Regions from separate parts of the Homo sapiens genome. Here region 2 is linked to region 1. Evidence: chromatin loops called from intact Hi-C (ENCODE). Cell type or tissue: chondrocyte. All regions are shown on one strand. Links, peaks and the distances in the headings refer to the core of each region. The heading gives the core; the rest is flanking DNA. Region 1 overlaps YJEFN3 (YjeF N-terminal domain containing 3). Region 2 holds the start of LOC105372314 (a long non-coding RNA gene).

Region 1 (8,000 bases), core at 1-8,000:
TGCTCCTATCCTACTATTCAATCGCCCTCCTCCATCTGACCCAGCCTCTGTCTTCAGTCACCCAGGCTGGAGTGCAATGGTGCAATCTCGGCTCACTGCAACCTCTGCCACACGGGTTCAAGCAATTCTCCTGTCTCAGCCTCCCGAGTAGCTGGGACTACAGGCACACGCCACCATGCCTGGCTAATTTTTGTATATTTAGTAGAGATGGAGTTTCACCATATTGGCCAGGCTGGTCTCGAACTCCTGACCTTGTGATCTGCCCACCTCGGCCTCCCAAAGTGCTAGGATTATGGGTGTGAGCCATTGCGCCCAGCCTGTTTGTTTTTAAGATACAGTCTCTCTCTATTGCCCAGGCTGGAGTGCAGTGGCACGATCTCAGCTCACAGCAACCTCTGCCTCCCGGGTTCAAGCGATTCTCCTGCCTCAGCCTCCCAAGTAACTAGGACTACAGGCGTGCACCACTACACCCAGCAAATGTTTGTATTTTGTAGAGACTGGGTTTCGCCATGTTGGCCAGGCTGGTCTGGAACTCCTGACATCAGGTGACCCGCCCACCTCGACCTCCCAAAGTGCTGGGATTACAGGTGTGACCCCTGCACCCAGCCTCCGTCACCTCTTGAATGAGCCTCCACTTTCAGCCTAGGAGCCTTGCCTTCTCTCCTATCTCTGACTTGATTCTGGGGCCACTCACCAGAAGACACTGGATCCTCCCTCAGACTTTAATCCTTCTCTGACCCTAGCCACCACCCTCAGACTAGAGGTTCCTAACCATCCCCTCTGACCTGACAGAGCCACCCTCTCTGTCCTAGGCTGAGCCTGCAGCCTCCCTACTCAGATCAGACAGCACGCCGCCTCCCTTGGTGCCCCTGCTCTGTGGCACCTGCTGGGATGTCCCTGGGATCCCGAGAGCCAGGGGACATCCCCCGGAGTCCAGCCACCCCCACGGAGGGTCCGGCTGGCCAGCGGCTGTTTGTTCCGTCTGCCTGTCGCCTAATGGTTCCAACAGGCATGGGGCGGCAGCCAGGGCGGGCGCGGCCTTTGCCGAGTGAGCTCACGTCTGCCCAGGCAACTGGGCCAGGGGTGGGCAGAGGGCATGTGGGCTGGGCACTGGGGTGGAGGAAAGAGGAGACCTGGGGTCACCTGGGGTGGCAGCCTCGATCTTCCCCATCAGAGGGATGGGTGTGACCCTTAGCCTCAGCCAAGTGTGGGTCCATCCAAGCTGGGGAGATTGAGGTTCAGACAGGCAGGGGCGACCAGGAGCTGGGGCACAGGGGCCTCCACCCAAGCCCCCCAGGCCCCAATGTGCCCCCCTCTGCCTGGCATGCCTGAGGGGATGTCCAGGCTCACGAGGGGGATGGACAGCAGCTTGAGCGTGGCCAGCGCGCGGGTGCAGGGGCCCCCGACCTCGCCCGGCTCCACGCCGGGGCCCAGTACGGCATCCACCACCAGCCCATAGGCTTCGTTAATGAGCTGCACCTGGGGAAGGCAGGCAGGGTCAGGGTGGCCCAGGGCCACTGCACACCATGTCCCCCTTGCTTGCCACCCAGCGCTGACCTCAGTGGGCAGGTAGCTCAGGAAGGGGATGTCCATCTTCTCGCACTGGGTGGTCAGGTCCCGATGCAGCAGGTCCAGCGAGCGTGTGGGGTAGAAGATGGTGGGTTCATACTCCTGGGGGTGGGAGAAGAGGGGGTCAGACTCCCCTGACCTGGTCACCAGCACCAGACCCTGCCTGGGACAAGCACTGGGCATATTCTATAACCTGGCCCTGCGTCAATGTCCCCCTGGGAAGCTATCAAAAGAAGGCAGTGATTTCTGCAGGGGCAGGGACTTTGGGAGGTCGAAGGGGTCCTTGCTACTTACAAACACCCGCAGGTGCCGGGCACAGACCAGCCCCACTGCCCCGTTCTGCTCCGGGCCACACACGACCAGCACCGTCCTCTGCTTCCGGGAGAGAGCGGGCAACGGGAACGCCTGGTGGTAGGGGACACAGCAAAGGCACAGGCACAGTCCAGATTCCTCCTTGCCTGGAGAGGAAACTGAGGCCCGGAGTAGGGGAAGGGATGGGGCTTGGGCCTGGAGGCAACAGGATAGGACAGGAGGTGAGCTGTTCTGGATGAGGGGTTGGGCCTCTTGGGGCCTCAGTTTCCCCGCTGGAGATGCAGAGGCCCGGTCTCAGGCTCTGCCAGGTCGGTGCAGGAAAAACGTGCATCCAGCCACTGCCCGTCGCCCGGAGTGCGGTTTGTTTATTCTCCGCCTGAGTTGCAGACATTCTTCCACCTTTCTCACCGCGGGCCCACCCCCGCCCATGTTTCCAGACCTCAGCCCCTCCTGGAGGCTGTGGAGTAGGGGAGCCCAACCTTAGCCACGATGCCCTGGGGCCTCTCTGTCTCTCTCTGGCTGTCTCTGTGTCTCTCTGTATCTCTCAGACTCTCCGTGTCTCTGTCTCTCTGTGTGTCTCTGTCTCTCTGTATGTCTCTGGCTCTCTTCATGTCTCTCTCCCCACCTGTCTCTGGCTGTTTCTGTATCTCTCAGACTCTCTGTGTCTCTGTCTGTCTGTCTCTGTCTCTCTCCGTCTCTGGCCGTCTCTGTGTCTGTCTGTATCTCTCAGACTCTCTGTGTCTCTGGCTCTCTTTGTGTCTCTGTCTCTCTCCATCTGTCTCTGGCTGTCTCTGTGTCTGTCTGTATCTCTCAGACTCTAGTGTCTCTGTCTTTCTGTATGTCTCTGGCTCTCTTTCTCCATTTGTCTCTCTCTCCATTTGTCTCTGGCTGTCTCTGTATCTCTCTGTTATCTGTCTCTCTCCATCTGTCTCTGGCCATCTCTGTATCTCTCAGACTCTGTCTCTCCAGGCATTTTGGCCCCAGCCCTGCCCTGATTCTGCGTGGCCCCAGCCCCTTCTCTCCCAGACTCAGTTTGGCCTTTATCAAATGCGATGACAGTGCCACCGCCTGACAGGCACTCTGGGTGTCTCTTGAGCCCCAGCTGTACTTTAAGCTCCAACCACACAGACAGCAGATTACTCCCCTTTCAAGTATCCTCCCCAAAGGCTTAGCGCAGTCCTGACCTGCCATGAACATGCCTGCGATCCCAGCCACACCGGGCCCAGAGCCCAAGACCCAAGACTGGGACTGAGGGGCTTCTGGACAGACAAGGGGCTTTCAGTGCAAAAACCAGACAGTTGGCCACTGAGCGCCAGGCGAGTAGTGACTACTGGGTTTCTTTCTGGGGTTTTGATTTTCCTTCTCCTTTGGGCGCCTCACCCGGGATCTATTTCATTTGGAAATACAAACATTTAAGTCCACATGAAGAAAAACATTGAGTTTTTAAAAAGTATACCGTGGTAATAAGAAGAAAAAGAGGAGGAGGGGTGAGGAGGGAGAGAATGGGGAGGAGGAGGATGGGGAGGAGGTAGGGTAAGTGGGAAGGAGGAAGGAGAACAGGAGGAGGGGGAGGAGGAGGGAGAGGAAGGAGAAAGGAGAGAAGAAAGGGGCGGAAGGGGAGGAGGAGGGAGAGAGAAAGGAGGAGGAGGGTAAGAGGAGGGGGCAGGAGGAGGAGGAAGGAGGAGAAAGGCGAGGGGGATGAGGAGGGCAGGGGAGGAAGAGGAGGCAGTCACGCTAGAGCCTCGACTGTATGGGACAGTTTTCTGAGGCGTTCACGTTTAGGGACTGACTCGTCAGTACCATTTATTATGCTGTTGCAGAGGAAACTGATGCCCAGCACTGCTGGCTGCACGGTGAAGCACTCCATAGTATGATTATTGCTATCACCCTTGTGTCATCCTCCTGGCCCCTCGAGGTGTGGGGGTTTACTCCAGAGCCAGACACACCTGGGTTGCAGCTCTGCTTCCATCCCCCTCTGACCCAGGGCAGGCCCCTCGCCACCTCTGAGCTTCAGTTTCCCCACCTGCAGAACAGGGTTGTTTAGGGGTGTTCAGATCGCAGGAGCAGATGTCCCTGGTGCCCAAGACCCAGGAGGTGGCAGAAGCAGGCGGGTCACATGTGCAGGAGGGGTTGCACTTCCAGGGTCGTGGCACTGTCCCTGCAATAACCTCCACCCTGGCCTTCTCTGATACCAGGGGTCTCAGGTCCCCATCTGGCCTGCACCAGCCATGAGCCTCTCTGGGCCTCAGTTTACCCATCAGGCTGGGGTAGGCCCAAGCAAAAAGGGAGTTCTTGAGGGGTGAACCACCCTGGTCACAGCAGTCATGCAGCTCAGGAGAGTTGGCCGTCTGGTTGGGGTCAGGGTTGGGGGTCAGGGGTCAGGTACCTTGGTCACAGCCACGGCACTAGCATGACCGCACAGCTCCACGAGCTGCTGCCGCCCAAAGCGATAATCCTCCAGCAGCTCCCGCTCCAGGGCGGCTGCCTCCGCGGTGCTGGGGACAGAGTGGGATGGGACACTCAGAGACACACAGAGACAGAGCCTCAGATGGAGCCAGAAATGTTCCGCCAAGCTTCTGAACCCGGTCCCAATGCCACCCTCCCACCCCGTACCCCCGAGTAGCGTCTGCAGCCTTGAGCTGGGGATGCCCTCAGTTTCACCGTGCGACGCGCGGGTTGAATCGAGGCCTGGCGGGCCGCGGTGTGGGAGCCAAAGCCCGAGGCGCGGGCGCCCTCTGGTGGCAGAAGATGCGCTGGCCGCGCGTTGGTTCTACTGCTCCAAAGCGTGGGACACGGAACCGGACCTAGACGTCCCCAGCTCCCAAGGCGGAGGGAACCAAGAAAGGGGAATGGAGCATGAAGGACTTCGATGGGGGCGATGGGCTGATTTCAGGCAGTGGGAGCCACGGAACAAGCTTCAGGACGCTGAAAGGGGTGGACAGGACTGGGGGCATCTGGGGTCCATGGGTTTTTAAGGCTGCAGTGTTTGATGGCACACTCAGCGGGGAGGCCTTGGGGCCTGGGGCTATGAGACCCTTTGGTGACCGATTTTCAGGGGCAGTGACATAATTAGATTATTTGTGGCCAGGCCGGGCGCGGTGCCTCACATCCGTAATCCCAGCACTTCAGGAGGATGAGGCGGGTGGATCACTTGAGGTCAGGAGTTCCAGACCAGCCTGCCCAACATGGTGAAACCCTGTTTCTACTAAAAATACAAAAAATTAGCCAGGCATGGTGGTGGGTGCCTGCAGTACGAGCTACTCAGGAGGCTAAGGCTTGAACCTGGAGAATCGCTTGAACCCGGGTGGCAGAGGTTGCAGTGAGCCGAGATCGTGCCACTGCACTCCAGCCCGGGTGACAGAGTGAGGCTCCGTCTCCAAAAAAAAAAAAAAAAAAAAAAAAAAAAAAGGTTATTTGTTGCCAGAAAATGTGGCTACTTAGCTGGAGGTGAAGCTCTGCCATCCACTTCACTGAATGACTGGGGTCCGTCTCCACCTCTCGGAGCAAAACTGAATATTCGGGTGACCTACACAATTGGTCAGACTAGGCTGGGCGTGGTGGTGGACACCTGTAATCCCGGTGACCCAGGAGGCTGAGGCAGGAGGATCACTTCAATCTGGGAGGTGGAGGCTGCAGTGAGCTATGATCACGCCACTGCACTCTAGCCTGGGCGACAGAACAAGACCTTGTCTCTAAGATAATAATAAAAAACACAAACATAAATAAAAAGAGCCAGGCCTAGAAAAGTTGGAAAAACAACTAATGATTCAGAGAAGCCGAGTGGCTTGCCCAGGATCATGCAGGAAGCAAGTTGGGAAACTGGGTCTTTCCCCCTTGGTGTCTCCAGAGCCACAGGACATGAACAAAGACATAGAGCCAGACCTACAGATGGTGGATGTTTTGAGGGGATGAATCCTGAGACTCTTTCCTTCAACTCTCTGAGTGGGAGATGTCTGCCCTCTGGCCAATTTTGCAGCATGATAAGGCCAGGTAGGCAGAGTGCAGGAGAAGGAGGACTGCTATGGGATGGGAGTCAGCGAGGGCTTCCTGGAGGAGGAGGCCTGGCACATCGTGGCAGGTAATGCAGGGGCAAGAATAGCAAAAGCCAAGGCCCTGGGGTGGGGAGGAGCCTGGTATGTTCAAGGGGCAGAAGGGAGGCTGAAGCAGAGTGATCAAGCGGACAGGGCAGGCAGAGCCTCAAATCCCAGACTGAGGAACATGGTGAAGAGGACACTTCGGGGGTCCACACATAAAGACGGAGACAGAGACTCAGGGCAGGAAAGTCACATGCCCTGGGACACCCCAGTAAACAGAGCCAAATTCAAACCTCAGCCTGTCTGCAGCTGACATAGGATGAAGTTGAAGGACGGGGTGAGGAAAAGGAGCTCATGGTGAAGTCAGACAGAGTCCCCCCGGGGCAGGCCAGCGCAGCTCCCAGGAAAGCACATAGGAGGTGCGTTTGCATTCGGGGTGAGGAATCTGGCAGGCTGGGAACATGGCTCATTCCTCCACCTCCATCTTGTGACAGCTCTGACTGCTGCCCCCGCAGGAGGGTGCAGGGAGGAAGTGGAGGGCGGGAGGGCGATGCATTCCTCTTCTTCTGTCCCAAAGCTTTGGCCTCTAGCAGCCACTTGGAACATTCTCTTCCTGTCTAACTGGTCATTAGAATAATGGGGGCTCTGTGGGCAGAGGGTCGTCCAGGTTAGGAACCTGGGGGTGGGGCACAGCAGCAGCTGTGGGGTGGGGGTGGGAGGCTGCGTGGGAATTGGAGCCTGGTGAAGGAGGGTGGCAGGCAGGGCAGGTCCCTTCTGCTGTTGTGGGATTCTGGGGGTGTTCAGTGGTGCCTTTTGCTATCCCGAATCTCGGCCCCTAGATGAGAGAAGCTTCAAGGCCCCAAGGATTTCCCTGTCAGACCCAGGAGGCCTGAAGTGGCCTGGGTCCAAAGGGAACTGGGCCTGACACTCGCCAAATGCTTCCAGGAGGGGGCTTTCTGGGAGGTGAAACCTCAGGCCAGGGTGGCCATGCCACACTCACCCTGCTCTCAGTCCTACCTGCTTCTCTCCACCTCACACCTCTGCCCACCAGACCACCACGGGGGATCACCTGGCCGCACACAGCAGCCTCCTGCCCCCAAAACTCAACATGAGCCTGGGGGGGCTTTGAAAACTCGAACACCAGATTGCATCACCGGGTCCCAAACCTGCTGATGGCTCCCGAGGGCTCTGGGAACATTCAAACTCCAAACTCCTCACCATGCCTAAGAGGCCCTTCTGTGTCTCCAGCCTCGTCAGCCAGTTCCCCACTACGTTCTAGCTCCTACCCACCCCTGAGAGCCCCCTCACTCCCCTCACTTAGCATTTGAGGCCCCCCTCACCTCACCCCTTCACCCCAAGGTGAAGTCACAGCTCCTAAAACACTCTTCCCTAGACTGAGTCTGGACATCGGCTGAGGGGACACGTGCCCTGCTAGGTGGGCAGTGGGCAGGAGCTGTTGGACGCATCTGGTTCACAGTGAGGTCAACAGCCTTGCCTGGGGTCCCATGTCACAAAGGCTGAGGAGGATGAGGTGAGAGTCACAGCCACGGCGCCAGTTCTAGATCCCAAACTCACCAACCTCTGGCAAACAGGCCCTGCGTTCCAAATCTGCTCTAGCCATGACTGCCTTCCCCAGGCCTGTTTCCTCCTCTGGACAAGGGAGGTGGTAGCATTTGAGCTAAGCTCCGCTCTTCCCATGTCGGCAAGTGGGGGCTGCAGCTCCAAGGCCCTGGGAGAGATGGAGAGTGGGGGTGGGCCACGGTTGGGGTTCGGTGGGGGAGCGACCAGCGCTGCTGATGAATCATTCATGAGGGGCGGGCTGCCCCGGAGGCAGTTTCCCCAGCAACGCAGCTTAGTGTCTCCAGCAAGATGCCAGGAGGGTCTCGGATTCCCGGGATTCCCAGGCCCGTCTTGGCCATATCCCTGCCTCCGGTTCCCCACCGTGGTCATGCCTCTGCCGTTGAACCTCCATCCCGGCTGTGCCCGTCTCCAGTCCCCGGACCCCATTCTGTCCCAGCTATGACCCTGCCTCCGGTCCTACGGGCTGCTCCTGGCCCCATGGGAACCATGCCCGTCTCCAGCTTC
Region 2 (16,826 bases), core at 4,610-12,609, 750 kb before region 1:
CCCCTCCACACCTGTGGGTGTTTCTCGTTAGGTGGGACAAGAGACTGAGAAAAGAAAGAGACACAGAGACAAAGTATAGAGAAAGAAAAGTGGGCCCAGGGGACTGGCACTCAACATATGGAGGACCTGCGCCAGCACTGGTCTCTGACTTCCCTCAGTATTTATTGATCATTATCTCTATCATCTTGGAGAGGGGATGTGGCAGGACAATAGGGTAATGGTGGGGAGAGGGTCAGCAGGAAAACATGTGAACAAAGGTCTCTGTGTCATAAATAATTTTAAGGAAAGATGCTGTGCCTTGATGTGCACGTATATAAACATCTTGGTGCATTGAAGAGGAGTATTGCCGCTAGCACGTCTCACCTCCAGCCCTAAGGCGGTTTTCTCCTATCTCAGTAAATACAATATACCATTGGGTTTTACACCAAGACATTCCATTGCCCAGGGACAGATGCCTTCCTCTTATCTCAACTGCAAAGAGGCCTTCCTCTTTTACTAATCCTCCTCGGCACAGACCCTTTATGGGTGTCGGGCTGGGGGATGGTCAAGTCTTTCCCTTCCCACAAGGCCATATTTCAGACTATCACATGGGGAGAACCCTTGGACAATACCTGGCTTTCCTAGGCAGGGATCCCTGCGGGCTTCCGCAGTGTATTGTGTCCCTGGGTACTTCAGATTAGAGAATGGTGATGACTTTCAACAAGCATGCTGCCTTCAAGCACTTGTTTAACAAAGTAATCCTGCACAGCCCTAAATCCATTAAACCTTGAATCAACACAGCACTTGTCTCTGCAAGGACAGGGTTGAGGCTAGGGTTACAGATTAACAGCATCTCAAGGCAGAAGAATTTCTCTTAGTACAGAACAAAATGGAGTCTCTTATGTCTACTTCTTTCTACATAGACATAGTAACAGTCTCATCTCTCTTTCTTTTCCCCACACTTCCCCCTTTTATTTTTGACAAAACCACCATCGTTATCATGGCCCGTTCTTGATGGTCCCTGTCTCTTTGGAGCTGCTGGGTACACCTGCAGACTAACAACAGACAGAACAGGCACACAAGGATTAATATGAAATTTATAATAGTAGTACTTCTGATGGTCTTAACCCAAGTGACAGGGTTAAGATTTGAGAGGCAGTCAGCAACTCCCATGATTGCCTCAGTTCCCGGTACCAAATTTAAATGGGCTTTTGATGCTTCAAAAATTTGTTCTTTTAATTTGGAAATGTCTAAAGTGAGATTATCTTCTTTTCCTTGTAGATGGCGTCTAACCATGTCCCAGTGATGCTCAGACTCATTATAAACTCGGGGTGTAATACAAAAATCTGAAGTATTCCATTCACACTGTAACTGGAAATGATGTTCTAAGCTCATAAGCCTATCTCCCATCCAAATGACAGTTTGTCTAAAATCATTAATTTGATTTGCTAATTTTTGATCAATACCAGATTGTGAATTCCACAATCTTGTAGAATTCTTTTGCCACCCCATAATCACTGCAATTAAAGTAAAAATGAATCTTTTGGATCTATTTAAAATGTCTTTTAATACCTCAGTCAAAATACAGACGGATGGCGAGGCCACCCGCAGTCGGTCCATGGACACAGGGATCCACACACCTTCTCTTGCTCTCACTAGCAGAATACGGTGCTGCCAATTAAAAGTTGAATCAATGCTAGTAAACAATCTGCAATTTTCACAGGTTATAGTTTGGGGGTCTGGTTTAATAACTATATTTCCTACAACTAGCATATAAGGGGGCTTTACACAACTTTGTAAAGGAGCTGTTAGACTGGAATTTAGGTCGATAGTATAAAATGGCTTACGATCTCTTGTTTCTACAGTTTGATTTCCAGACCAAATTCTAATGTGGTATGAGGCTACAGTAAGCCTCTGTAATTCTGGATGTTCAGGACCAGAAACAGGACTTATTATTTTTGGTCTTGGAGTATGAAAGGCAATGGAAAGGCACCGTGGATCAATAAGGCCAAGAGGCAAGACAAAGAGGGCAAAAATCTTCTTTATTGAGCTCTCCGGTGAGGTTCACTGGTCCGCCAGGGGAAGTCACGCTGTGCGAAAGGTGCAGCGCGCTTTTATGGATGCTGGGTGAGGAGTGGTCGGGGTAGGGGCGGGATCGGTTGAGTTTCACACTTCTGAGTGTGACACGCCCTAGTGGGCATGTGCGTTAGTCGGGGTGGTGGGAACAGGAAAGGTGAACCCGGAAATGCTGAGTTAGGGTATCCGAGGTGGCGATTGCCATCTTGGAGTCTTCGCTGAAGTCCAATCAAAGTAGAGATTCCTTTTTCTCCCCATTCCCAAGTGTAGAAAGACTGTAATTTTTTATGCTTATGTTCGTCTAAACTTCCTGTTAAGTCACTATCAACAGCTGGACTCACTTGTGCACTGGGACATGATTGAGTTTGTCCTGTGCAATTGTGTTAGAATTGACCTTGAGTTGCCCAATCTATAATAGTTCTGAATTCATCATTTTGTAATATCACTGCACTCTTGGCCACACATTCTTCCCAAACTAAAACTTCTATGTCTTTTGATCCTTTGGGAATTTCCTTGGGGCAATGTTTCCCTTTAGGCCTAAATTTTAATGACCTTTGATAAGAAAAGTCCTGTAAATAATTTACCCATGGCCTGAGTGACATTCCCCTTACCATGTGATAAGTGAATCTACTGATGGTACTGACAGTAGGTACTTGTACCAACCAATTTTGGATTGCAGGCATTAAACATCCTAGTGCTCTCCCTAGGCAAATAGGAGGATAACGATATCCAGTGGAGATATTTATCATCATTCCTTCTTCCTTGGGTTTGGCAGGGCAACGATCATCTGTAGGGCCATGTACCCATACACCATTATTAACATATACTTCAATAGGATTATCCATCCAGGTGACTGCCTGAATTAAGGGCGGGAAAAGCACACAGGCCCAGTAGGTATAATTAGCCACAGCTGCTCCTGCAGGAATGGGGAGACTTACCACCATTGATACAATCATCAAAGCTGCAAGCAGCATACCCTTTGGAGTTTGTGTCACCTTTGTGTTCTCCAGGCTTTTTTTTAGCTAACGGTGTCACCTTCTTTAATTGTGCCCAAGTCGGCGGCTCTGTCTTCTTGGTGGATGGCAACTTCATCTGTTCTTCTGACATGACCTTTTTCTTCATCTTATGAGTCAATGGTGTTCAATTGCGGTGTTTCCGTCTCCGTGGAGGTGCTTTCCTTTGCATCTCCGATGGGTTCATTGTAGAATCAAATGTCTAGTGGGTATCCAAACAGGAAGCTGATTTTCTCCTGGTGAAACACAAGCAAAACCTCTCCCCCACGTTACCACCTTCCCTATTTCCCATGTCTTATTTTTGTTGTCTTTCCATCAAATCAGTTTTCCTTCATGTGGGCTATTCTTTTTACCAGTAAGATGTTGTTCTGCAGAAGTAGTAGTCTGATTTCTATAAATGTTTAAAAAATTTGAAGTATAGAATGCTAGATTAAGTTGCATCTGAGGAGTGGTACACTCCTTACTGTCTCCCCCTTCTTTTTGTTTAACCAATTGAGTTTTGAGTGTTCTATTTCTTCTTTCAACTATGGCCTATCCTTGGGAATTATAGGGAATTCCTGTTGTATGTATAATTTTCCACTGATTTAAGAATTTTTGGAAAGCTTAAAAACAGTATTCTGGCCCACTGTCAGTTTTAATTTTTTTTTTTTTTTTTTTTTTTGGAATTCCCATTACAGCAAAACAAGATAATAATTTTTTTTTTTTTTTTTTTGAGACGGAGTTTCACTCTTGTTGCCCAGGCTGGAGTGCAATGGCACGATCTCGGCTCACCGCAACCTCTGCCTCCCAGGTTCAAGCAATTCTCCTGCCTCAGCCTCCCAAGTAGCTGGGATTACAGGCATGTACCACCACACCTGGCTAATTTTGTATTTTTAGTACAGACAGAGTTTCTCCATGTTGAGGCTGGTCTCGAACTCCTGACCTCAGGTGATTCACCCGCCTTGGCCTTCGAAAGTACTGGGATTACAGGCATGAGCCACCGCGCCTGGCAATAAATGTTTTTTAACATGGGAAGTACTGTTTCCTGTCTGGCAGGTTGCCCTTATGAAATGTGAATAAGTATCAACCGTTACATGAACACATGATAATCTTCCAAATGAAGGTACATGTGTGACATCCATTTGCCATAACGCATTAGGACAGAGACCTCTGGGATTAACTCCTGCCTCTTGAGTGGGCAGGTGTAGGACTTGACACTGGGTGCAATGTCATACAGTATTTTTTGCCTGTTTCCATGTGACATCAAATTTGTTTTTTAATCCTGCTGTATTTACATGAGTCAAAGCACAAAGTGCTTGTGCTTTTATGAATGCAGATGATACTAGGAAGTCAGCTTGTTCATTTGCTTTAGTTAAAGGCCCTGGTAAATTAGTGTGTGCTCAAATATGAGTAATATAAATGGGAAATTTCTTTTTCTTACAGTTTGTTGTAATAAATTGAACAGCTGGTTTAACTGATCATCCAGGCTATATTTAATTAGAGCTATCTCAACACCCCTTGTAGCCTGTACTACATATGCAGAATCTGATACAATATTAATAGGTTGATTAAAATCTTGTAACACTATAATGACTACAACCAACTCAGCTCTTTGAGCCGATTGATACTGAGTTTTGATTACTCACTCTTTTGGCCCTGTGTAAGCTGCCTTTCCATTGCTGGAACCATCAGCAAACACTGTCAGAGCATTTTCTAAAGGTTTATGTCTGGTAATTTTAGGTAAAATCCAAGTAGTCAGTTTTAAAAACTGGAAGATTTTTGTTTTTGTGTAATGATGATCAATAATTCCAACAAAATCAGCAAGACCAATCTGCCATGCACCAGAATTGATAAAGGCTTGTCTAACTTGTTCCTTGTTTAAAGGGACAACCATTTTGTCTGGGTATTTCCACACAATTTTATTATTTGTAATCTTGCCTGACCAATTAATGTAGCTATTTGATCCAAGTACAATGTAAAAGTCTTAATTGTACTGTGGGGAAGGAATGACCCCTCCACAAGATCAGTATTTTGAACAATGATGCCTGTTGGAGAATGTGCAGTAGCAAAAATCAAAAGCTGGAGTGGGGCTAAGGGATCTATTCTATTTATTTGTGCAACTGAACTTTTTCTTTCACTAATTTAATTTCTTTTGTTGCCTCTGGGGTTAATATTCTTTTACTGTTTAAGTCTGGGTCTCCTCTTAAGATAGAAAACAAATTTGACATGCCATAAGTAGGAATGCCTAGAGTTGGCCAAATCCAATTAATATCTCCTAGCAATTTTTGAAAGTCATTTAATGTTTTTAATGTGTCTTTTCTTATTTCTATTTCTTGTGGCTTAATTTTTCTATTTTCTATCTGCATCCCTAAATAATGAAAAGGAGTAGAGGTTTGAATCTTATCAGATGTTATTGTCAGTCCTGTGTTGGCAACCTCTGCTTGCAGAAATGTATAACAATAAATTAATCTGTCTCTCGTTTCTACAGCACATAAAATATCATCAACATAATGAATGATATAACAGTCTGAAAACTTGTCTCTAACTGGTTGAAGAGTTTGACCTATGAAATTCTGACAAATAGTTGGACTATTAAGCATTCCCTGAGGTAACACTTTCCACTGCAACCTGGTGGCTAGTTCTTTACTATTTATGGCTGGTATAGTAAAGGCAAATTTTTCACAATCCTGCTCTGCCAGAGGAATGGTAAAAAAGCGATCTTTCAGATCAATTATAATTAAAGGCCAGTCTTTTGGGATCATGGCCGGAGAGGGCAATGCAGGTTGGAGAGGCCCCATGGGTTGAATTATGGCATTTATGGCTCTTAAGTCAGTTAACATATGCCATCTGCCAGATTTTTTCTGAATTACAAACACAGGAGAATTCCAAGGAGAGAATGAAGGCTCAGTATGTCCCTTTTCTAATTGTTCCTTTGCTAATAAATGCAAAGCCTCCAGTTTTTGTTTTGGTAGTGGCCACTGATTTACTCATACCAGTTTTTCTGTTTTCCAAGTTAATGGAATGGGTTTAGGAGGTTCTACAGTGGCCACCCCTAAGAAGGATACCCTATTCCTTTTCTTTCTTGATTTCTCTCAGTCTCAATTGGGACTTTCATGCCATTTTCATTTTTTCCTAGTCCCTCTCCTGGTACATATCCCATCTTAGTCATGATTTTTTGATTCATGGGGCTGTATAATGGAGTGGGCATAGTGATTTCTGCATCCCAGTGTTGTAATAAATCTCAACCCCACAGATTAACAGGAACCGAAGTAATCATTGGCTGAACAGTACGTTCTTGATTATCTGACCCTAAACAATGTAAAATCATAGTACTTTGATACACTTCTGAGGCTGTGCCTACGCCGATGAGTCCTGTAACAGTCTTTTGTTTAGGCCAATTTTTTGGCCACTGATTTAAAGCAATGATAGAGACATCTGCTCCAGTGTCTACTAACCCTTCAAACTATTTTCTTTGAATAATGGCCTTACACACCGGTCCGCTCTCTGAGACCTGACTTGCCCAATATGCAGCCTTTCCTGTTGGATCAGTGCTTCCCAACCCTCTTGTTCTTTTTATCTCACTATTTCCAACCTTAATATAAGGCAGGAGTAATAATTGAGCAATTCTGTCTCCTGGACTGGCACTCCAAGGAATTGAAGGGCTAATAACCAATTGAATTTCGCCTTGGTAGTCTGAATCAACCACACCAGTATGAATTTGAACTCCCTTTAGATTTAGACTTGATCTTCCTAAGATTAGTCCTACAGTCCCCTCAGGCAGTGGGCCATATACCCCTGTGGGGATTTTTTTGTGGGGGCTCCCCTGGAAGCAGAGAGACTGCTTGTATGGTACATAAATCTACTGCTGCACTGCCACTTGTGGTGGGGAACAATTGTTGTATTGTGGTAACTGGCTCATTCCCTGAGGCACTTGTGACAGTGGGCATTGTTGACCCTGAAAACCCTGAGGAACAAAGGGCTGAACTGGGAACGCCCCGTTTTTTGCGGGGCCTGAGGCTGGCCCCTCTTCTCATTTCCCGACAATGGTTGCCCATTTTTATCAACTTTAGAATGACATTGATTAGCCCAATGTTTTCCTTTTTTACATCTTGGACATAGGCCAGGTGGCTCTTTATCTGTTGTTGTAGTAGCTTGAGTTGTTATATTTTGTTTATTTGAGACTGGGCAATTCTTTCTTACATGACCAATTTGACCACAATTATAATATTTCCCCCAAATATTGTCCTCCTAAAGCAACTCCCATTACTGCTTGAGCCATAAGCATAGCTTTATGCATAGCTCCTCCAATTCCATCACAGGATTTTACATACTCTGAGATTACATCTGATCCTGCTGGGACTTTTCCTTTTAATGGCTTAATGGCTGATTGACACTCAGGATTGGTGTTTTCATATGCCATCAACTCCACTATGACCTTATGGGCATTTTCACCGGTAATTGACTTTTGAGCAGCATCTTGGAGCCTTGCCACAAAATCAGGGTAGGGCTCTTTAGAGCCTTGTCTTATAGTACTGAATGAGGGGCAAGTGGTTCCTGGGTCTTGGATTTTTTTCCCAGGCCCTAAGGCAGATAGCTCTAACTTGCTCAATGGCCTCATTTTGCATTATTGCTTGTTGATTAGTAGTGCTCCAATTTTGACCTGTTCCTAATAGTTGATCTGCATTTATGTTAACTGGAGGATTGGCAGCCCTATTTTTTTGGACCTGTTCTTGTACCCCATCAATCCACAAAGTCTTAAATTGTAAAAGATAGAGGGTGAGAGTGATGATTTGGCCAAAATCTCCCAATCAAAAGGAATGAGTCTATGTCCATGAGCAATGGAATTTAATAATGTCCTCAAATAAGGGGAGTTGAGTCCATACTTTTTACTCCCTCTTTCACATCTTTTAGCATTTTTATAGAAAAGGACTCATATCTGGCCTCAGCTAGGGGAGGCTCTCCCTCTTGGGCCCCTTCTTCAGGTGGTATCGGCTCTAATATTACTGGGAACTGCCACGCCTCGATATCTCCTTGTTTTCTTGCTTTAATAATTTTATGTAATGCACCACCCTGTCTACTAGGTGGTGATGTAGGATTAAGTCTCATAGTGGGAGGCTGCGGATATAGTGCCCTGCCCTGTGGTGCTGGAAACATTCCTGGCTGTCCATGCTGATTTTCTAGGGGCGGCCAATACTGAAGTTCGGCTGGCGGCCAGTATTGATAGGCTACTGGCAGTTGGGTCTTATTTTCTACCAGCTGATATTGTGGATACTGTATTTGGATTGGCATTGCTGTGACAGATACTCTATCTTTCTCTATTTGTTATTCTCTTCAGGTTTGTACTTGTCTAACCTGCATTTGAGGTTGTAATGTTACAGGCATCTGAACTGCTGGAAGAGGAGTTGGCCATCATGGTTTAGACTCTGATGGCCCCACTAATTCTGGACCTTTTTCTTCTAATTCTAATGTTTCAGGATATATTACCTCCTGTAATTGACTGTAGTCAACATTTTGCATTGACTGAGTCATTACAGACTCTGCTACATATTTACAATGTGAACTTTCCGTTCCTTTCTAGGATTCTATCCCTGCCTCTTCTTCACAATCTATTACACAGCTTTCAGGGGCATCAGAAACTGAAACTATCTTCTCCTGTTTGAAACAGTTCTAAAGCTGCTTTAATAAGGGCCCAATCATTCCATACTGTAAGTGGGATGATTTTACCCTCCCTACTTGCTTGTTTAATTCTTTGCCAATTTTTTCCCAATCTTTTAGATCTAAAGTTCCCTGTTCTGGAAACCATGGGCAGAATTGTTCTATTGTTTGAAGTAGCGTGATTAGATTTTCTGTAGAGACTCTAACTCCCCCTCTTCTTAAAAGAATTTTAATAAAGCTAAGAGGCATATTTACTTTCAGTTTATCCCATTGTTACCCTAGGTTCTTCTGAGCGCACAAGCTTACCGCAAGGCTGACCATAGATGTACTCGGGAATCTCTCATCAACTTGTCCTCAATGACCACGCTCTGGCATACCTTCAACCTAAAGAAAAGCACCCACATTGGGCACCAGATGAAGGGGTGTCCTGCCCCTCCAAACCTGTGGGTGTTTCTCATCAAGTGGGATGAGAGACTGAGAAAAGAAATAAGACACAGAGACAAAGTATAGAGAAAGAACAGTGGGCCCAGGGGACCGGCACTCAACATACAGAGGACCCGCGCTGGCACTGGTCTCTGAGTTCCCTCAGTATTTATTGATCACTATCTCTACCATCTCAGAGAGGGGGATGTGGCAGGACTATAGGGTAATGGTGGGAAGAGGGTCAGCAGGAAAACACGTGAGAAAAGATCTCTGTGTCATAAATAAGTTAAGGAAAGACACTGTGCGTTGATGTGCACGTAGGCCAGATTTATGTTTGACTTTACACAAACATCTCAGTGCATTAAGGAGCAGTACTGCCGCCAGCACATCTCACCTCCAGCCATAAGGCAGTTTTCTCCTATCTCAGTAAATAGAATGTGTGATCAGGTTTTACACCAAGACATTCCATTCCCAGGGACAAGCAGGAGACAGATGCCTTCCTCTTGTCTCAACTGCAAAGAGGCCTTCCTCTTTTACTAATCCTCCTCAGCACAGACCCTTTATGGGGGTCAGGCTGGGGGATGGTCAGGTCTTTCCCTTCCCATGAGGCAATAACTCAGGCTATTATATGAGGAGAAACCTTGGACAATACCTGACTTTCCTAGGCAGAGATCCCTGCCAACTTCCATAGTGTATTGTGTCCCTGGGTACTCGAGATTAGAGAATGGTGATGACTTTTAACAAGCATACTGCCTTTAAGCACTTTTTTAACAAAGCTCATCCTGCATAGCCCTAAATCCATTAAACCTTGAGTCAACACAGCACATGTCTCAGGAAGCATAGGGTTGGGGCTAGGGTTACAGATTAACAGCATCTCAAGGCAGAAGAATTTCTCTTAGTACAGAACAAAATGGAGTCTCATGTCTACTTCTTTCTACATAGACACAGTAGCAGTCTGATCTCTCTTTTCCCCACACCCCTCCCCCGGGATCTTGGCAGGCTTAAGCAGATTCTAGGAGAGAGGCTGTTGAGAATTGCTCACCTCCAGGGTTCAGATCTCAGGCTCCAGTGGCAAGGGTTCACAAGTGGAATCTTCTGAACTGTGGGTTGCACAGTTCCATGGAAAAAGCAGTTTCCCAGGCTGGGTAGCCCGCTCAGTCACAGCCTCCCTTGGCAGGAAAATGGCTGTGGCAGGACCCAGGCCTCCCCATAGTCAGCTCCACAATCTGCTTTCCGAGTTCTCCTTGCCCAGCTCAGCCTCAGTACCCTTCAGCCATAAGATGGCCGCTATGCTGACAGCTGGGCTCCCGGCCGTCCTTTCTCTTCCCTGCTCAGTGACTGTGCCCTGGCCTGGAGCCCTCTCCAGGTGACTCTGCACCCGCAGTGTGGCATCTCTCCCAGATTGTGTGGGGACTAGGGGAGGCTGAGGGGGGCAGATCACTTGAGGTCAGGAGTTGAAGACCAGCTTGGACAAAATGGGGAAACCCCATCTCTCCTAAAAATACAAAAATTAGCTGGGTGTGATGGCGAATGTCTGTAGTCCTAGGTACTCGGGAGGCAGAGAAAAGAGAATGGCTTGAACCTGGGAGGCCGAGGTTGTTGTCAGCTGAGATCATGCCACTGCACTCCAGCCTGGGCGACAGAGCAAGAGTCTGTCTTAAAAAAAAAATTTTGGGAGTCACTGTAAAAATATCAAATAATTTTTTTTTTTTGAGACGGAGTCTCGCTCTGTCACCCAGGCTGGAGTGCAGTGGCGCAATCTCGGCTCACTGCAAGCTCCATCTCCTGGGTTCACACCATTCTCCTGCCTCAGCCTCCTGAATAGCTGGGACTACAGGCTCCTGCCACCGTGCCTGGCTAATTTTTTGTATTTTTAGTAGAGAGGCAGTTTCACCGTGTTAGCCAGGATGGTCTCGATCTCCTGACCTTGTGATCTGCCCGCCTCAGCCTCCCAAAGGGCTGGGATTACAGGCTTGAGCCACCGTGCCCAGCCTCAAAAAGAGAGATTCAAGAATTGTAGACCAGCTAGCTATAGTTTGTAGTTTGTTCTCCGTGGGAGGGTCTTGAAGAAAAGACATTTATAAGGTGCATGAAGAAGAAAACCAAATTCAATAATTGGTTAGATGCAGTTACGTAGTTTCTTAATTGGTACAATCAAGGTGGAAATTCCCTGGTTATTTAATCAGAGTTTAAGTGGTAGTTTATAGTTGTTTAAGCTTGAATTTTGTTCCCCTAATGTAGTAATTTACCAAAAAATGCACTTGAGTTTAGATTTTTTTTTTTTTAGAAGTAGGAATCTGGGTACTAGAGCATCCTCAGTCTAATTGCCTGCCACTTAATTATTTTCACATCCCACAGGGGACTGATTTTTCCTGGCATTTTTCACATGTGCCCCAAGCAGCGCCTCAAGTGTACCCCATGTTCCTCAATTAATCATTTTATACAAAGCATGGCATAACAGTATTGAAGAGATTTTTTTCTGTTTGTAAATATTTTCCCTGAGAAGAAAGCAAAGAATAATCCCCTGACACTGTATTGTAAAAATATCTGTCCCTCTTTTGCTTTTTTTTTTCCAGAGAACTTACCAGAATGTTTTTAGGTTAAGATTACCCTTTGGAAACTTCATAGGGTGATGTGTCCTCAGCTATCCTTCAGTTTTTTTTTTCTGGGCCTGGGTTTTAGTACTTTCTGGGGATAAACCAAGATACCCACTATGGCTATGGCTATGTGTCTAGTGACTATTGTCTCTTGGGTCATTTTCTCCCATAGAACCACCTGAAGTATGGAGTGTAGCCTCTCAAGGGAGCAGGTGGCAGCCTTGGAGGTGAAAGGCATCTCCTGGTGCATGTTTGTTTTTATTTTTCTTTTTCTTTTTTTAAAGCTAACCCCTTGAGACATGAAGATTTTCTTCACCCAACCTAGCTTCCATTTTTTGGATACACATTGCTGGTCAGCCAATCAAATGCTGGTATTGAGGGCAAAACAAATAATTTCTGCCCCCTGGATTTTCTTGAGTGGGGGCAGAAAAACAGTGAAATAAAAACAGTGAAAATTTTGTAATAAAAATAAAAAATTCCAAAAGACAAAAAAACTGACCCCAGTGAGATGGCATAAAAACAAAGTAAAATGCACCTGGGGCACTCACTGGGGCATAGAGCAGTGTCTCCTGGGAGGGTGGTTATTGAGCATGTAAGTGAACAGGATGGGTTGGATGATTGGGTCTGTACATTGAAAAGATTTCTTTACTTATTTTGACCTCAGGTTTTTTCGTTTTTTCGGGTTTTTTTTTTTTTTTTTTTTTTTTTTGACGGTTTCACTCTGTTACACAGGCTGCAATGCAGTGGCTTGATCTCGGCTCACTGCAACCTCCCCCTCCTGGGTTCAAGTGATTCTCATTCCTTGGCCTCCCAAGTAGCTAGGTGCACAACACTTTGCCTGGCTAGTTTTTGTGTTTTTAGTAGAGAGGGACCAGGCTGCTCCAAAACTTCTGGTGTGAAGTGATCTCCCTGCCTTGGCCCCCAAAGTGTTGTGATTACAGGCATGAGCCACTGCACTGAGCTGTATCAGTATTTTTTACTGTGATTTGCATTTTATTAGTAGGGGCTGAAAAATAAGAAAATATTTACAAAAGACATAATAGAGATGAGTTTCAAAAATTAGTATTTAATCATATATTCTATTAGTTAATAATTCTTATTTACCTTTTTCTTTCCCAGAGTAACCTTAGGAATATTTTCAGGTGTTTTTCTGTTTGATTGTTTGTTTTTGTTTGAGATGGAGTCTAGCTCTGTCAACCAGGCTGAAGTGCAGTGGTGTTGGTAGAAGAGCTGAGGCAGGACTGGCTTGTCTGTCATAATATAAAAGAGTCTTGGAAGATGTCCTGGGTCCAGGGTCTAAAATCCCTCATGGCCTTTGGAACATCAAACTCTGTGCCAAATGGTGGAAGGCTGCCCTGACAAAACACAAATCTGAGCCCAGGGCATAAAACCCCTCACGGCTTGGATGGAATCCAAGGCTCAGGGCATAAAACCCCTCGTGGCCTCTAGAATGTGCACAGACTTGTTGGTTGCTCTCCCAGGCTCATAAATATGTTCTCCATTATCTCAAGCAGCAGAGCATACTCTTTATGTGTCAAAGAAAATGCTAAACCGTCACAGCTACACTTGATGCACTGTTACCTTTCTACCCTCACGTCCTTATGTCCTCACCTGTTTACCCCCACATCCACACATCCTCACCACCTGCTTCTTTGTTTGATCACCAATAAATAGTGTGGGCTTCCAAAGCTTGGGGCCCTCACAGTTTCCATACTAGCTTTGGCCCTCTGGACCCACCTTATGTACTCTTAACCTGTCTTTTCTCATTCCTTTGACTCCACTGGACTTCATAGCCACAATGGTCTGGTATTGGGTCTGATCACCCCAACAAGTGGCATGATCTCAGCTTTGCCACCCGGGTTCAAGGGAATCTCCTGCCTCAGCCTTTTGAGTAGCTGAAATTACAGGTACCATGCCACCATGCCCGGCTAATTTTTTAATTTTTAGTAGAGACAGGTTTCACCATGTTGGTCATGCTGGTCTCGAACTCCTGACCTCGTGATCTGCCTGCCTCAGCCTCCCAAAGTGCTGAGATTACAGGCATGAGCCCCCATGCCTGGCCAGGTGTTTTCTATGGCTGAGTGATTTCAAACAGAATTCCAAGCCTTAGCTTTAAGAATGCTAGCTATCAGCCAAGCGCAGTGGCTCATGCCGGTAATCCTAGCACTTTGGGAGGACGAGGCGGATGCATCACAAGGTCAAGATTTCAACACCAGCCTGTCCAAGACAGTGAAACCCTGTCTCTACTAAAAATACAAAAATTATCCAGGCGCGATGGCAGGCACCTGTAATCTCAGCTACTTGGGAGGCTGAGGCAGAGAATTGCTTGAACCTGGGAGGTGGAGGTTGCCGTGAGCCAAGATCACACCACTGCACTCCAGCCTGGGCAACAGAGATAGACTCCATAAAAAAAAAAAAAAAAGAAAGAAAGAAAATCTCTCTTCTGTTTTGACTGTAGACAATAAACATATTTCCACAGGAAAATGTGGTAGATAATTGATGAGTTACATAGACTTGTCAAAACATCAGTTCCTCTTTTTGCAGGGTAAATTTGTGACAGTGAATATCTCAGTTCTATATCATGTTGTCTTGATTTCTGAATTAAATGCTAAATTATATGTGATGAAACATGGTATCTTCTACAAGTTTTCTCATATGACTAATTTTTTACTACATTATTTTTAATAGAAATAATAAAATAATACATATATTGTCTGAAAGAAGTAGATATATTTGCTTTTCTTATGGAGGAATAAAATGTAAGCATCTTAGCCAGGTACACTGGCTCATAACTGTAATCCCAACACTTTGGGAAGCCTAGGCGGTTTGATCACTTAAGGTCAGGAGTTTGAGACCAGCCTGCCCAACATGGCGAAACCCCGTCTCTACTAAAATTACAAAAATTAGCCGAGTGTGGTGGCGCATGACTGTAGTCCCAGCTACTTGGAAGACTGAGGCAGGAGAATGGCTTGAACACGGGAGGTGGAGGCTGCAGTGAGCTGAGATTGTGCCATTGCACTCCAGCCTGGGTGACAGAGAGAGACTCCATCTCAAAAAAAAAAACCATTAAAAAAAAGTGAGCACTTTAAATTTCCTTCCCTTATGTAAACACTTTGAGTAGTTTCACCGGATTTTTCAGTTAGTTTCAACACCAAGTGAATACCTCTGACATGGAAATTAAAGTTTTAACCAAGAGACTCCAAGCTAAGGCTAATATTAAGCCAGAAAGAGGAAGTTATTAAAGGTCCAGTTCGTTTTTCTTTTTTTTTAATTTCTTCTTCTTTGTTTTTTTTTTTTTGACAAAGTCTCACACTGTCACCTCGGTTGGAGTACACTGGCGTGATCTCGGCTCACTGCAACCTCTGCCTCCTGGGTTCAAGTGACTCTCTTGCCTCAGCCTCGTGAGTAGCTGGGATTACAGGTGCCTGCCACGACACCTGGCTAATTTTTTGTATTTTTAGTAGATACAGGGTTTCATTATGTTGGCCAGGCTGCTCTCAAACGCCTGACCGTGTGATCCACCTGCCTCAGCCTCCCAAAGTGCTGCAATTACAGGCGTGAGCCACCGCATCTGACCATACCACATTTTCCTTATCCAGTCTATCATAGATAGCCATTCAGGACCCGTCCATGCCTTTGCTATTGTGAATAGTGCTGCAATAAACATGCATGTGGATATGTCTTTATAATAATTTATATTTCTTTGGGTATATACCCAATTATGAGGTTCCTGAGTCAAATGATAATTCTGTTTTTAATTCTGTGAGGAATCACCACACTGCTTTTTACAGCTGTTGAACTAATTTACACTCCCACCAGCAGAGTATAAGCATTCCCTTTTCTCTGCAACCTTGCCAGCATCTGTTATTTTTTGACATTTAAAAAATAGCCATTCTGATGGGTATGATGCAGTATCTCATTGTGGTTTTTCTTTTAATTTCTCTAATAATTAGCAATGAGCATTTTTTTCACATGCTTGTTAACTGCACATTTGTCTTCTTTTGAAAAGAATATGTTCATTTTTTTTCTACTTTTTAATGAGGTTGTTTGTTTTTTTTCTTGTAAACTTGTTTGAGCTCTTAATAAATTCTGGATATTAATCCTTTGTCAGAGGCAAAGTTTGCAAATATTTTCTTTTATTCTGTAGGTTGTCTCTTTACTCTGTTGATAGTTTCCTTTGCTGTGAAGAAGCTCTTTAGTTTAAATAGGTCCCATTTGTCAATTTTTGCTTTTGTGGCAATAGCTTTTGGAAGCTTCATCATGAAGTCTTTGCCAGTTTCTATGTCTAGAACAGTATTTTTTAGGTTATATTGCAGGGTTTCTTATAATTTTAAGTTTTACATTTAAGTCTTTAATTTATCTTGAGCTGATTTTTGTATATGGTGTAATGAAGGGGTCCAGTTTCTGTCTTCTACATAGTGCTAGGTAGTTATTCCAGCATCATTTATTAAAGAGAGAATTCTTCCCACTTTTCTCTTGTCAGGTTTGACAAAAATCTGATGGTTGTAGGAGGGTGGCATTATTTCTGGTCTCTCTATTCTGTTGCAAAGGTCTTTTGCATGCATGGATTTTTTTATAACATCATTCTCTCTTGTGTTTTTCTCCCATAAGCATCACCTTAAGTGCATATAGTGTGCAAAATTCAGGTGTCCAAGAGTTCAAAAACTCTTTAAAAAGTATCAAAAAGCTATTTTACTATTCTCTCTTTTCTTAAGGCATTTTGATTATATGTAGATATTTTTCTCTGCTTTTTTGAAATATATGTAAATTATATTAACAGTTAAATAAACCTTTAGTCATTTTTTCAGACTCCAGATTATCTTTATCTAGTACTTCAGGTTTTTTGCTTTCTTTTTGCTTCTGAAAAGTTTATCTTTTTCATTTTTAGTCCTTTAAAGTAGACACAGATGGTTTAGATAAATGCTCATTTTAAGAGCACACAGATGCTTAGCACAAAGATAGGATTAAATTTTGCAATACAGAATGATAAAGACTGAAAGATACTAAGTTTCTTTGAAAGAAATCTGATTATCCAAGGTAATTACCCAATATTTGCAGGCTGAAGGACTTATACGGTGAAAGCAAAAACAGTTCAGTGCATAAA

What was found. Peaks named below come from ENCODE experiments on the same cell type or tissue, not always from the same donor. Only the 100,000 strongest peaks of a DNase experiment are listed, where the experiment ranks them.
Region 2: it touches region 1 in a loop (25-fold over the local background); 7 of 110 quality-filtered maps call a loop at or near these places.

What each region holds. Positions count from the first base shown.
Region 1 is chr19:19,529,008-19,537,007 of GRCh38, reverse strand. It overlaps YJEFN3 (YjeF N-terminal domain containing 3), which reads right to left. Exons shown (of 7, transcript NM_198537.4): 2 at 7,495-7,644; 3 at 4,268-4,376; 4 at 1,864-1,974; 5 at 1,558-1,671; 6 at 1,329-1,479. Among named protein-coding and RNA genes, the nearest start is that of YJEFN3, 4.1 kb to the right of the region's middle. RefSeq lists a silencer at 4,540-4,649 and an enhancer at 6,431-7,362. In chondrocyte, for the core only: CTCF peaks have their summits at 4,624 (motif pointing left), 4,855 and 6,435 (motif pointing left); DNase peaks (open chromatin) are centred at 1,058, 1,956 and 4,617.
Region 2 is chr19:20,269,866-20,286,691 of GRCh38, reverse strand. It overlaps LOC105372314 (a long non-coding RNA gene), which reads right to left and starts at 10,515. Exons shown (of 3, transcript XR_936407.3): 1 at 10,168-10,515; 2 at 9,009-9,086; 3 at 1,937-3,270. It overlaps LOC105372310 (a long non-coding RNA gene), which reads left to right and starts at 14,864. Exons shown (of 7, transcript XR_007067164.1): 1 at 14,864-14,966. RefSeq lists an enhancer at 311-886. In chondrocyte, for the core only: CTCF peaks have their summits at 7,936 and 8,135; no DNase peak of the experiment used is centred there.